Linked DNA regions of Homo sapiens: region 2 is linked to region 1. The links are chromatin loops, found by intact Hi-C in ENCODE. Cell type or tissue: endothelial cell of umbilical vein. All regions are shown on one strand. Each heading gives the region's core, and the rest is flanking DNA. Links, peaks and the distances in the headings are about the cores only.

What was found. Hi-C counts contacts between places; a loop is a spot of excess contacts. Peaks named below come from ENCODE experiments on the same cell type or tissue, not always from the same donor. Only the 100,000 strongest peaks of a DNase experiment are listed, where the experiment ranks them.
Region 2: it touches region 1 in a loop (9-fold over the local background); 25 of 110 quality-filtered maps call a loop at or near these places.

Annotation. Positions count from the first base shown.
Region 1 is chr3:30,197,152-30,202,539 of GRCh38, reverse strand. No RefSeq gene overlaps it. Among named protein-coding and RNA genes, the nearest start is that of RBMS3-AS1, 270 kb to the right of the region's middle. In endothelial cell of umbilical vein, for the core only: a CTCF peak has its summit at 3,225 (motif pointing right); DNase peaks (open chromatin) are centred at 3,259 and 4,149.
Region 2 is chr3:30,010,552-30,015,939 of GRCh38, reverse strand. No RefSeq gene overlaps it. Among named protein-coding and RNA genes, the nearest start is that of RBMS3-AS1, 79 kb to the right of the region's middle. In endothelial cell of umbilical vein, for the core only: a CTCF peak has its summit at 2,811 (motif pointing left); a DNase peak (open chromatin) is centred at 2,799.

The DNA of each region.
Region 1 (5,388 bases), core at 268-5,267:
CAGAGACCCTGAATTGTGAGGGACTGGAGTGTTGGTCCAGGAAATGAGGCTGAACAGGAAAATACTTTCCCATTTAAGCCACACTGAAAAGTTTTATACATCATACTAAGAAGCTTGGATTCTGTTCCTGCTTGGTGGTCTTAAGCAGGGAAATAACATGATCCAATTTGCATTTAAGAAAGATGAAGGTAGCCATGTGGAAAGAAAATAGACTTCCAGGGCAAGAGGTTAGTTAGGAGGCGGTTGCAGCGTAATAGGTCACTTGTGTTAAAGTGTGATCATGAGAATGAAAAGGGAAGTTTAGATTAAGAGATATTTTGGAATTGCTACAATTGATAGGGGTTAACGGAGAAGGACTATGGACAATCCTTTATCTTCTAGTTTGGGCAATGGACTGAATGGAAAATTAAGTTGTAGGCCCATACACCTTTCCAATATGAAGTCTCTAAGATCACTTTGAAGGCATGAAGGTAGCATTCAGTTAATTCAATTTGATGCACCCTGCTTTCCTTTCCTCTCTAAAGTCTCCAATACTCATTACCCTCTTCCCTTAAAACTGACTATAAAAAAGAACTGGCTCCAATGTTTTCATTCTCCTTACTGCTTACAGGACATGAGTACCAGTGTTATTTCTCCCTAAGAATTAATGTGCTATTAGTCATTCATTTAAAAAATAAATATAAAAACTTGGACCTTTGTCAAATGGGTAGATTGCTAAAATTTTCTCCCATTCTGTAGGTTGCCTGTTCACTCTGATGATGGTATCTTTTGCTGTGCAGAAGCTCTTCAGTTTAATTAGATCCCATTTGTCAATTGTGGCTTTTGTTGCCATTGCTTTTGGTGTTTTAGACATGAAGTCCTTGCCCATGCCTATGTCCTGAATGGTATTGCCTACGTTTTCTTCTAGGGTTTTTATGGTTTTGGGTTTTACATTTAAGTCTTTAATCCATCTTGAGTTAATTTTTGTATAAGGTGTAAGGAAGGGGTCCAGTTTCTGTTTTCTGTATATGGCTAGCCATTTTTCCTGGCACCATTTATTAAATAGAAAATCCTTTCCTCATTGCTTGTTTTTGTCACATTTTTCAAAGATTAGATGGTTGTAGATGTGTGGTGTTATTTCTGAGGTCTCTGTTCTGTTATATTGGTCTATATATCTGTTTTGGTATGAGTTTCATGCTGTTTTGGTTACTGTAGCCTTGTAGTATAGTTTGAAGTCAAGTAGAGTGATGCCTCCAGCTTTGTTCTTTTTGCTTAGGATTTTCTTGGCTATATCTACAAGGAACTTAAACATATTTACAAAAAAAAAAACAACCCCATCAAAAAGTGGGCAAAGGATATGAACAGACACTTCTCAGAAGGAGACATTCATGCGGCCAACAGACATATGAAAAAAAGCTCATCATCACTGGTCATTAGAGAAATGCAAATCAAAACCACAATGAGATACCATCTCACGCCAGTTAGAATGGCGATTAAAAAGTCAGGAAACAACAGGTGCTGGTGAGGCTGTAGAGAAATAGGAATGCTGTTAAACTGTTGGTGGGAGTGTGAATTAGTTCAACCATTGCGGAGGACAGTGTGGTGATTCCTCAAGGATCCAGAACCAGAAATACCATTTGACCCAGCAATCCTATTACTGGGTATGTACCCAAAGTATCATAAATCATTCTACTATAAAGACACATGCACACGTATGTTTATTGCAGCACTATTTACAATAGCAAAGACTTGGAACCAACCCAAATGTCCATCAGTGATAGACTGGATAAAGAAAACGTGGCATATATACACCATGGAATACTATGCAGCCATAAAAAAGGATGAGTTCATGTCCTTTGCAGGGACATGGATGATGCCAGAAACCATCATCCTCAGCAAACTAACACAAGAACAGAAAACCAAACACTGCAGGTTCTCACTCATAAGTGGGAGTTGAACAGTGAGATCACATGGACACAGGGAGGGGAACATCACACACTGGGGCCTGCCGGGGGGTGGGGGACAAAGGGAGGGAGACCATTAGGACAAATACCTAATGCATGCAGTCTTAAAACCTAGATGACGGGTTGATGGGTGCAGCAAATCACCATGGCACATGTATACCTATGTAACAAACCTGTACATTCTGCACTTGTATCCCAGAACTTAAAATAAATACATAAATAAACAAAAATAAAGGTGTCTTTAATTTTGAAAAACTTACAAATTCTAAATGTTGTTCCTGGTAGATGTTTCTGACTTCTGTCCAAGATGGTGCTTCTGAGCCCTACTGGACTCCTTTGGTCTTCTTTTTTTACTGAGGGTGGCATTTGCTAACTTTTTACCCTGTGTCAGATCTTGCGTGTGCTATGACCCATTTCTCAATTGAGTTTCCATCCCTTTCAGATAGGCCTGGAGATGTGATTAGGATAGGAGAGCAAGTTGGAAGTTTTGTTGTTGTTGTTGTTGTTGGCTCTTGGTTGTCTCAAGTGAGCAATTTGCGTTTTCAGGGAACCACAACCTAGGAACTGGAGCCACATATGTCTCAATGGAATCACAGCCCCTCATCCGCATACCACAAAAAAAATCCTTCTCTCCTAGTGGGAGGAAGGGAATGAATTGCAGAGAAACATGGGGAAGGAGAAAAAAAAAAGAAATTATTTTTGGCAAGTTTAGATTCCATAAGCATGTTAACAGTTGTTGAAAGTTTTTAACAGGCAGATAGAATGGAGGGTTAAAAACTAATTATTACTTCCACAATTCTGTAAATTTAAATAAGGATATTGCAAGAACTGCCCCGATACTCATTATAATTCTGGTAAAATTAAAGAACATGAAGATCTCTTAAAATGCACCTTTTTAAAGAAAGCTACCCAGACGGAACTGTGAAGTAAATCTGAAGTTACTTGTAATTCCGGCAGCCTCACTACCAAGCTCTGTAGCTCTGGGATACACAGCGTCTTGTTGTGGGATACATTCCATTCTGTTTTTTTCACCTGCACAGTGAGGAGGTTATATCATTACTTAAAAACTTCTCCAGTTTTGAAATTTTATTATCCCATCTTTCCATTTTCCACTAGTGCTTCATTTAAAAATAAATGAATCCAGAATTAAGCAGCCCCACCCATTTTCTAGGGACGCATTTTTTTTTTTCTTTTCAAATAAAAGTGAGTTTAACTCAAACTTGGCCTGCGCATACCCTGCCTCTTTTTAACTTTGGAGATAAGCTTTCTTTTCTGAAAGCTTATATTAACACAATAGCCAACAGGTGGCGCTGCAGGCCTGTGCCAGTTTACAGTCCTTTGACATCTGTGTTTTTTTATAGTAGTAGAATACATACATCTCTGTATTTCTTCAACCCAAAATAACAGGGTCTAGTGAAATAACCTACCCTGTACTAAGTATAAGCCCCAATGATTAATAATCTATTATCTGCTTGCAAATGAATCTGACAGTGGTAGAAATTTATCACCCGAAAAACTTGACACTTATAGTTGCTTGTGTATCTTGAAAGGGGCAATTTTAGGTACACCAAAAGGCATATTCCAGTCCAGAAACATATAGTATGATGCTATTCTTGTAATGATGAAGACAAGGAAAGGTGTTGTATCTATTTACATATCATCATTCATCAGCCAAATTTGCAATGCTTCCATTTTTAATCAAAGATTTGTTGCATTAGATCTGGTAGTATCCTTGGTCATAACTGAAAACACACAAGCTCGTGTTATAGATGGACTAGCAGAAGATCCACAAATGTTGTATGATCCCTAAGAAACCATGGCTATTTAATAGCATATCTCAAATGATAATTGAGATCTCTTCTAAGCCCACCTTGTCTTGGGAGAACCTGAGCTCATTGAAGGTAAGTTCCCGGACTCAGGCAAATCCCCATCTCAATTTCTCCAATCTGTAAATAAATAAGTAAATCTATCTTTGGGATTTGCCTGATTTGCCTTTCACATTCACTAGGATAGGTTACAAACGTTGGAAACTGTTACTCTATGATTGTCAGTTCCAGAAAATCAGCTTGGCTTATGATTCAGCAAAACAATCTGCAGGCACACTTTTATGACACAATCTATACCTCCTGGACAAGTTGTACCAAATAAAGAACTTGCCTAGAATTCCTTCATTCAAGATCAATAAACTGACAAAGAGTGCAGCTGTTTAAGCCTTTAATCTACAGAGGAGCAGAGAAGCTAGCAGTGAAGGTGGATGGTGAGGAAACATCTGCTTTTCCTCTTTCTGTCATCAAGTATAGGGCCTCTTCAGGGAAACTCCCACTTGCTCCAACTGATCTGCAGCTTTGACTTCCAAAAGGGACTGATTCTGACCTCCCTCTCACCTCTGACTTTCAGCCTTGCCAACCTCTGGGATCCTGGAGATAGCTTAATAAAGGTCATCATCACTCAGATTAACCTGTTTTCTAAATTGCTGTTGTTTGAAATGGTTTAAGCAGCTGCCTGGGAATGTGGAGAAGCGTAGACTGAAGATCTGGAGTATTGGTTTGGTTTGTCATTATCCTTCCCCTGTCTCATCCCAGAAAGAGTGAACCTGTGGACGTTCCAACAAACCATAATGCAGAAAGAGTGGATATTTGTCTGTCAAGTTCTAATTAATAATAATGATAGCTAATAGTATATATCAAGTATATTTCTTTACTTTTTACCACAACTTTAGTGACTGGTTTTAGTAATTCCTTTGCAGCTGTGAAAACTGAGATTAAGATAGGTCTAATTATTTGTCTGAAGTCACAGTCTTAAGAACTAACCAGTATACTAGCTGCAAGTGACTCATATCACTATAAATGGTGGAACCAGAATCCAATTTCGAATTTGTCTAACTCCCTAGGTTTTTTGCTAGTGAGCTGACTGAAATGTATAGCCATTGCCTGGAAGCACAATAATCTAGAATAATATGGTATTTTAAAAATGCTAAATCCAGCTGTCTTAGTATAAACCATAGCTCCTTAAGATGTATTATTTCATTAACTTATTTATTTTTTTTTTCTTTTTTGGTTTGTTTGTTTGTTTTTGAGACAGAGTCTCCCTCTGTCGTCCAGGCTAGAGTACAGTGGTGTGATTTCAGCTCACTGCAACCTCCGCCACCCGGGTTCAAGCGATTCTCCTTCCTCAGCTTCCTGAGTAGCTGGGACTACAGACATGTGCCACCATGCTTGGCTAATTTTTGTATTTTTAGTAGACACGGGGTTTTACCATGTTGGCCAAGCTGGTCTCGATCTCCTGACCTCGTGATCCACCCACCTTGGCCTCCCAAAGTGCTGGGATTACAGGCGTGAGCCACCACGCCCAGCCAACGTATTTCTTTTTTGGTATATCTGTTGTGTTCTTAATGAAGAAATACATAATGTTCTTAATGAAAAAATAAATACATAAAAGAAATGCA
Region 2 (5,388 bases), core at 317-5,316, 190 kb after region 1:
AACATGGTGAAACCCCATCTCTACAAAAAATTAGCCAGGCATGGTGGTGCACGCTTGTTGTCCCAGCTACTCAGGAGGCTGACATGGGAGGATCACCTGAGCCCAGGGAGTAGAGGTTGCAGTGAGCTGAGATTGTGTCACTGCCGTCCAGCCTGGACAACAGAGTGAAATCCTGTCTCAAAAATAAAATAAAATAAAATATAAAATAAAATAAAATAGGCTGGTTAATACTCTCTCATGGACATTTAGTTTAGGACTTTTGCTAAGCTATAAGGGATGTTAAACATTGAAGAGATGGTAGAAATAATTTGTCTGATCTCTGAAACTGAAGGTCTTTAAAATTTGGGTAATATAGCCATGTGTATAGTTTTCAGAGGAATAATAGATATCTTGCGGTTTCAAACACAAGCAAAAATGTTAGTTTTCTCTTCATGTATAACACCTATATTCTCATAAAAACATGCCAGCTTGCATTTATGTACAGTAAAATTCCAACAAAAATCATTCTAGGGTTTTAGAGTTCAAGATAGAGTTACCTTTGGAAGAAGGGTTTGCATAATGACTGAAACAGAGCATGGGAAAGTGATATCTTTTTGGTTGCTAATAATATTCTGTTTCTTGGTTATTCTTGTGTATTCAGCTTGTGGACATCGTTGTGTTGATCATTCATGGTATATTGTTGTTTGTTTATTATCTTACTGCATTTTAGTAAAAAGTAAAAATCAAAACCCAAAACAAACAGGAAACAAATCAACCATAAGACAAGAGGGGCGGGAGATCATGGCAGCAGGCAAAGAGGCAGAGCTATGCATATATCTCACAGCCACTGTCTTATGCTCATTAGACTTGTTTCAGGTGTTTTAGAGGCCAGACCTTGTTACATTTTCTAGTAGCAATAGTTTGTCTTAGAAATATTTGTTTGATGCAACCTACCTATTGGTGTGACTATTTTGATACCGTCTACTTGTTGGGATAAACATGCTTTATCAACTCGAGGTCTAAAGAAGATTCTGCCCCTAGTTCTTCAATCTGGTTTTCAGTTCACAATGTATAGTAGTCTTCTCAAATTGTTAACACTTGCCCCCTTCCATCAGTAGCTGCCTTTAGATTATATGCTGATATGTAGGAAGTCCTAAGAAGGTAGAGCGTGTCTGGTGATTGGATGATAAAATAGGATTATCATTCAAAATCGTGGGTGAATTTAGCTCAACCAGCAGCTATGTTTCTGTGTTCTCTTGTTCTTGTGGCCTGGAAGCTGGTGGCTTCAAGCCTGGCATTTGTGTCCTCCAGAATCTGAGCAGCATTGCAAAGTAGCTAAGTGTCACCTTGGTTCTACCATTGCCTCCTTTCATCTTCTTAGATATTAATCTTGTCTTTAACTCTCAGGAGTTACCCTCATAAAAACATCTTTAAAGAGAAACATCAGAACTAAACAGTTAAAATTATGCATAACACTTGATTGATGATAATTTTTAGAGCATTTACACATGATATATATATTGCCTGTTTTATCATAATCATTCTGAGAAATAAAAGATATGTATTTTGAGACATAAAAAACCTGACATTCAGAAAGGAAGAAAAAATATTTTGCAGATGGTATACCTAAAGTCAAAATCCAAGCTCTTTTCACTGCTTGCCTGGTATTTTTTCTAATATTTTGTTATCTATCTCTAAGAATAAAGTTATAATGGTGAAATGCCAGGTAATAGAAAAGTTATTTTGGGCAAACAATTCATTCCTTCAAGCCATATGAATAGATTCAGCATTATTAGGAGGAAAATCATTGGCTTTTGTACTTAGCTGATCCTGTGTGTGGATTTTGCCTGTACCATGAAAACATGGCCAAGTCCTATAACTTTGAAAAGTTATGTCCAACTTAGAATGGCATATTCCACTCTCCTTGCTGTCAAAAGAATTAAATGTCCCAGATCACTTGGGAAAAAGATAACAGACACTCTGTTAAGGGGCTGAACTAGGGAGTAAGCAGCAGCAAGGGTTAAACATATTGCCCACAAAACTCTCTGATCTTATTTCACACCAAAATGTCACAAACTGGTACTTACTAGAATACAATACCTTACAAACAAGAATGCCTACTCTCTTTTGGCATCATTAAATTATTTATGGAGGGTCCATTTGCTAGAAACTGTTCAATGAATGAGTCAATGAAAAGTTAAACCTATCTATTTGGTAGACAAGTACTTTCCTTCTAGAGTAAATCAGACAGACTCAAATACAGAAAAGATTGAAACAGCAAGTTATTTCTGGAACAGAAAATGTGAATTGTGTTGAGTTTTGTCACTAAGGTGATTAGAATAAGTGTCCAATGCCCTTCTTCTACAGAAATCACAAATCCCAGGCCAAGTGAGGCAATCTATTAAAAAAAAATGCTGATTAAAAACAAACAAGTAAGAACACACACACACAAACAACTGCCTTCCCCATTGGCATTTCCCAAAGTCATTTCAGAAGAAATTTTTGAAGCCAGGGGTTGAGAATTTGAATGTATTTTTAAAGCACTCTCTAGCCCTTCCTAAGTATAGGTCCATGGGTAGGTTGCCCAACTCTCCAAGCCCCATCTGGGAAATGGGGACAATTTTCCAATCCCTGTCTCAGAGCACTCTTGTGAAAGTTGTATGAACTCAAGTATGTGAGGGCACTTGGTGCAGCTCTTGGCACAGAGTGAGTGCCCAGTTAATAGTGATTCTTTCTCTTAACAGCCTTATCTCACATTACTGGTTTTGTGTAGGAATAGAGAACCTGGGATTTGGGTTTGGAATCCACTAGAGACTAATACAGCAGCGCCACCTGGTGACCATTTTACCACAATAGTAACCTAACAACGTCCTAAAGATCATGGGTGAGAAAGCTATCTCCCTTTGTTTCTAAAGATTTAAATAAAAATACAGTCTCTTGATATATTAGAGAGACTTTTATCATTATTGAAAGTGTCACTCCTTAAAAAAATCCAGAAATAATCAAATTCTCAGAGATTAAGTTTGAGCTATATTTTCATTGTACTGCCTTTGGAAAGCAGCAGTTAAATGTTATCTTCATCAGCATCAATTAAAAAAGGCATAATGGAACATAAACCTTGTTAGAACTATTGAGAATTGACAATTCACTCTGTTCTTCTTGGAGAAAATAAATTATTAGACAGTAAAAAAATGCATAGATATGAGATCAGAAAATCATGATTATTTTATGTACGAGGGTCACATAATAAATGTAGTTTGTTTCTTCATTTCCTAGTCTTCATTCTGCTGTGTTCATACCTTGTAACCTAGGGTTCTTCACCAGAAACCTCTAGGTACATTTTAGGAAATGCCAAAATGTCTTGCAATTTGAAGCAAAATTTTTGTGCATATTGGGTGGTGGTGCAGTACTATTATTTTTTAATCCTAAACAAATAAACAAAAAAGAATTTCTATCAAAAGAAAGCTTTGATAGAACATGGGTGTGGTGTTCTGAATGTTTATGTCTCCCAAAAATTCATATGTTGAAATACCCCTAAGGTGATGGTATTAAAAAGTGGGGGCTTTTTGACATGATTAGCTCATGAGGACTCTGCCCTCATAAAAGGAATTAGTGCCCTTATGGAAAAGGCCTGTGAGAACTTGTTTGCCCCTTCAGCCTTGTAAAGACACATAGAAAGCACAATCTATGAGGAACAGGCCCTCACCAGACCCCAAAACTGGTGCCTTGATCTTGGACTTTCCAGCTTCCAAAACTGTGAGCAATGAATTTCCGTTGTTTATAAATTACCCAATCCAAGACATTTTGTTACAACAGCCCAAACAGAACAAAGGCAGTGGGTAAAACTAAGTTCAAGATCTTTGTTCCAGGCCGGACACAGTGGCTCACGCCTGTAATCCCAGCACTTTGGGAGGCCGAGGCGGGTGAATCACAAGGTCAGGAGATCGAGACCATCCTAACACGGTGAAACCCCGTCTTTACTAAAAAATACAAAAAATTAGCCGGGCGTGGTGGCAGGCGCCTGTAGGAGAATGGCGTGATCCCGGGAGGCGGAGCTCGCAGTGAGCCAAGATCGCGCCACTGCACTCCAGCCTGGGCGACAGAGCGAGACTCCGTCTCAAAAAAAAAAATCTTTGTTCCACACTTACTTTCTTAAACTATCCAATAAATCCATTCTTCCAGTTTTCTCGTCTAGTTTTCTCTTCTGCCAGTACAATGTGAACTGATGTTCAGAAAGGGAAATGGTATATACACAACATATTCTTAGAGCCTGGGCACCGGTTGGAGAGCTTTCTCCACAGCCTCCCCTGGGTGCATGTATTCTAAAGCAAGAAGATGCCATGTGGGAAATCACCTTGATGTAGTGGTAGCTTCCAACTACACTGTTATGCAGATTATACTAGAAGTCATAGAACAGAAAGACTCACAGACCAATAAAGATGCTAGAAGCACGGGGCTTATTAAATCAATTTTAAATACACAGAAAAGAAACAAGGTGAAAGTCATGGGGTAGGTTGACTCATTGAGGTTAAAGTGCGAGAGGGGTGGAAGCACACTAGCTGAATGTTCTGCAATGTTGGTATATATACTCCTTTTCCCTCTGCCACATCATCCTTCTCCAGTGATGGTGTGTTATACCAGAGTTGGGTTTTGAGCAATGAAAGAGGGAGCCAGTGGAGCATTCTTACTCCCTCCAAGACAATCAGGGGCAAACCACTGAAATTCACCAATTAGGTTGATGAGCTGCTGTGGGTACCAGAATGGAAGGCAACAAAGAGTGAGCAAATTAAGACCTAATGAATAGTGAATGCTTAATTTTCTCATATATATATATATATCTAGTGTATCACATATAGTGTTTTCTTGGTCTTTCTTTCCCTTTCTATTTTTGTTCACACTCACATGCTGTACTTAGCTTTTCTGTCTTAAGGGTCGCTTTGTTGTTTAACACATCATAGGAATTTCATGTATCCCTTTGTTTTCCTGTCTTCTACAGTAGAATGGAATATTTTTGAACAACACAGCAAATGACTATTACAGAACAGGATATTACTGGCTCTTAAATATGAGCTCCAAGCTAGCTTGGATTACTCTGGTCTGGAAAAATAGGTTTTCTTTTTATTTGCTTAGCACAGTCTTCTGTAACTTGAGGAATGGACACTTCTGATTTTGGTTGACCTGGATTTAATCCTTGCAGGGATACAAACCATAGGTGTCAAATATAACTGGCCTTCATCCAAGATTCATCAAGTAGTTGGTAGCTGTTAGGCATGTTTGGAGACAGGAGTTCTGTGGTCTCTAAATCCCTAAACTTGAGAATGAGGAAGATTGTGGGAGTCCCTGGGAAGACCTAAATGGTCCTCTCTTTCTAAATTCCCACAAACAGTGGCTTTCTCAGGTCCCCTTGGC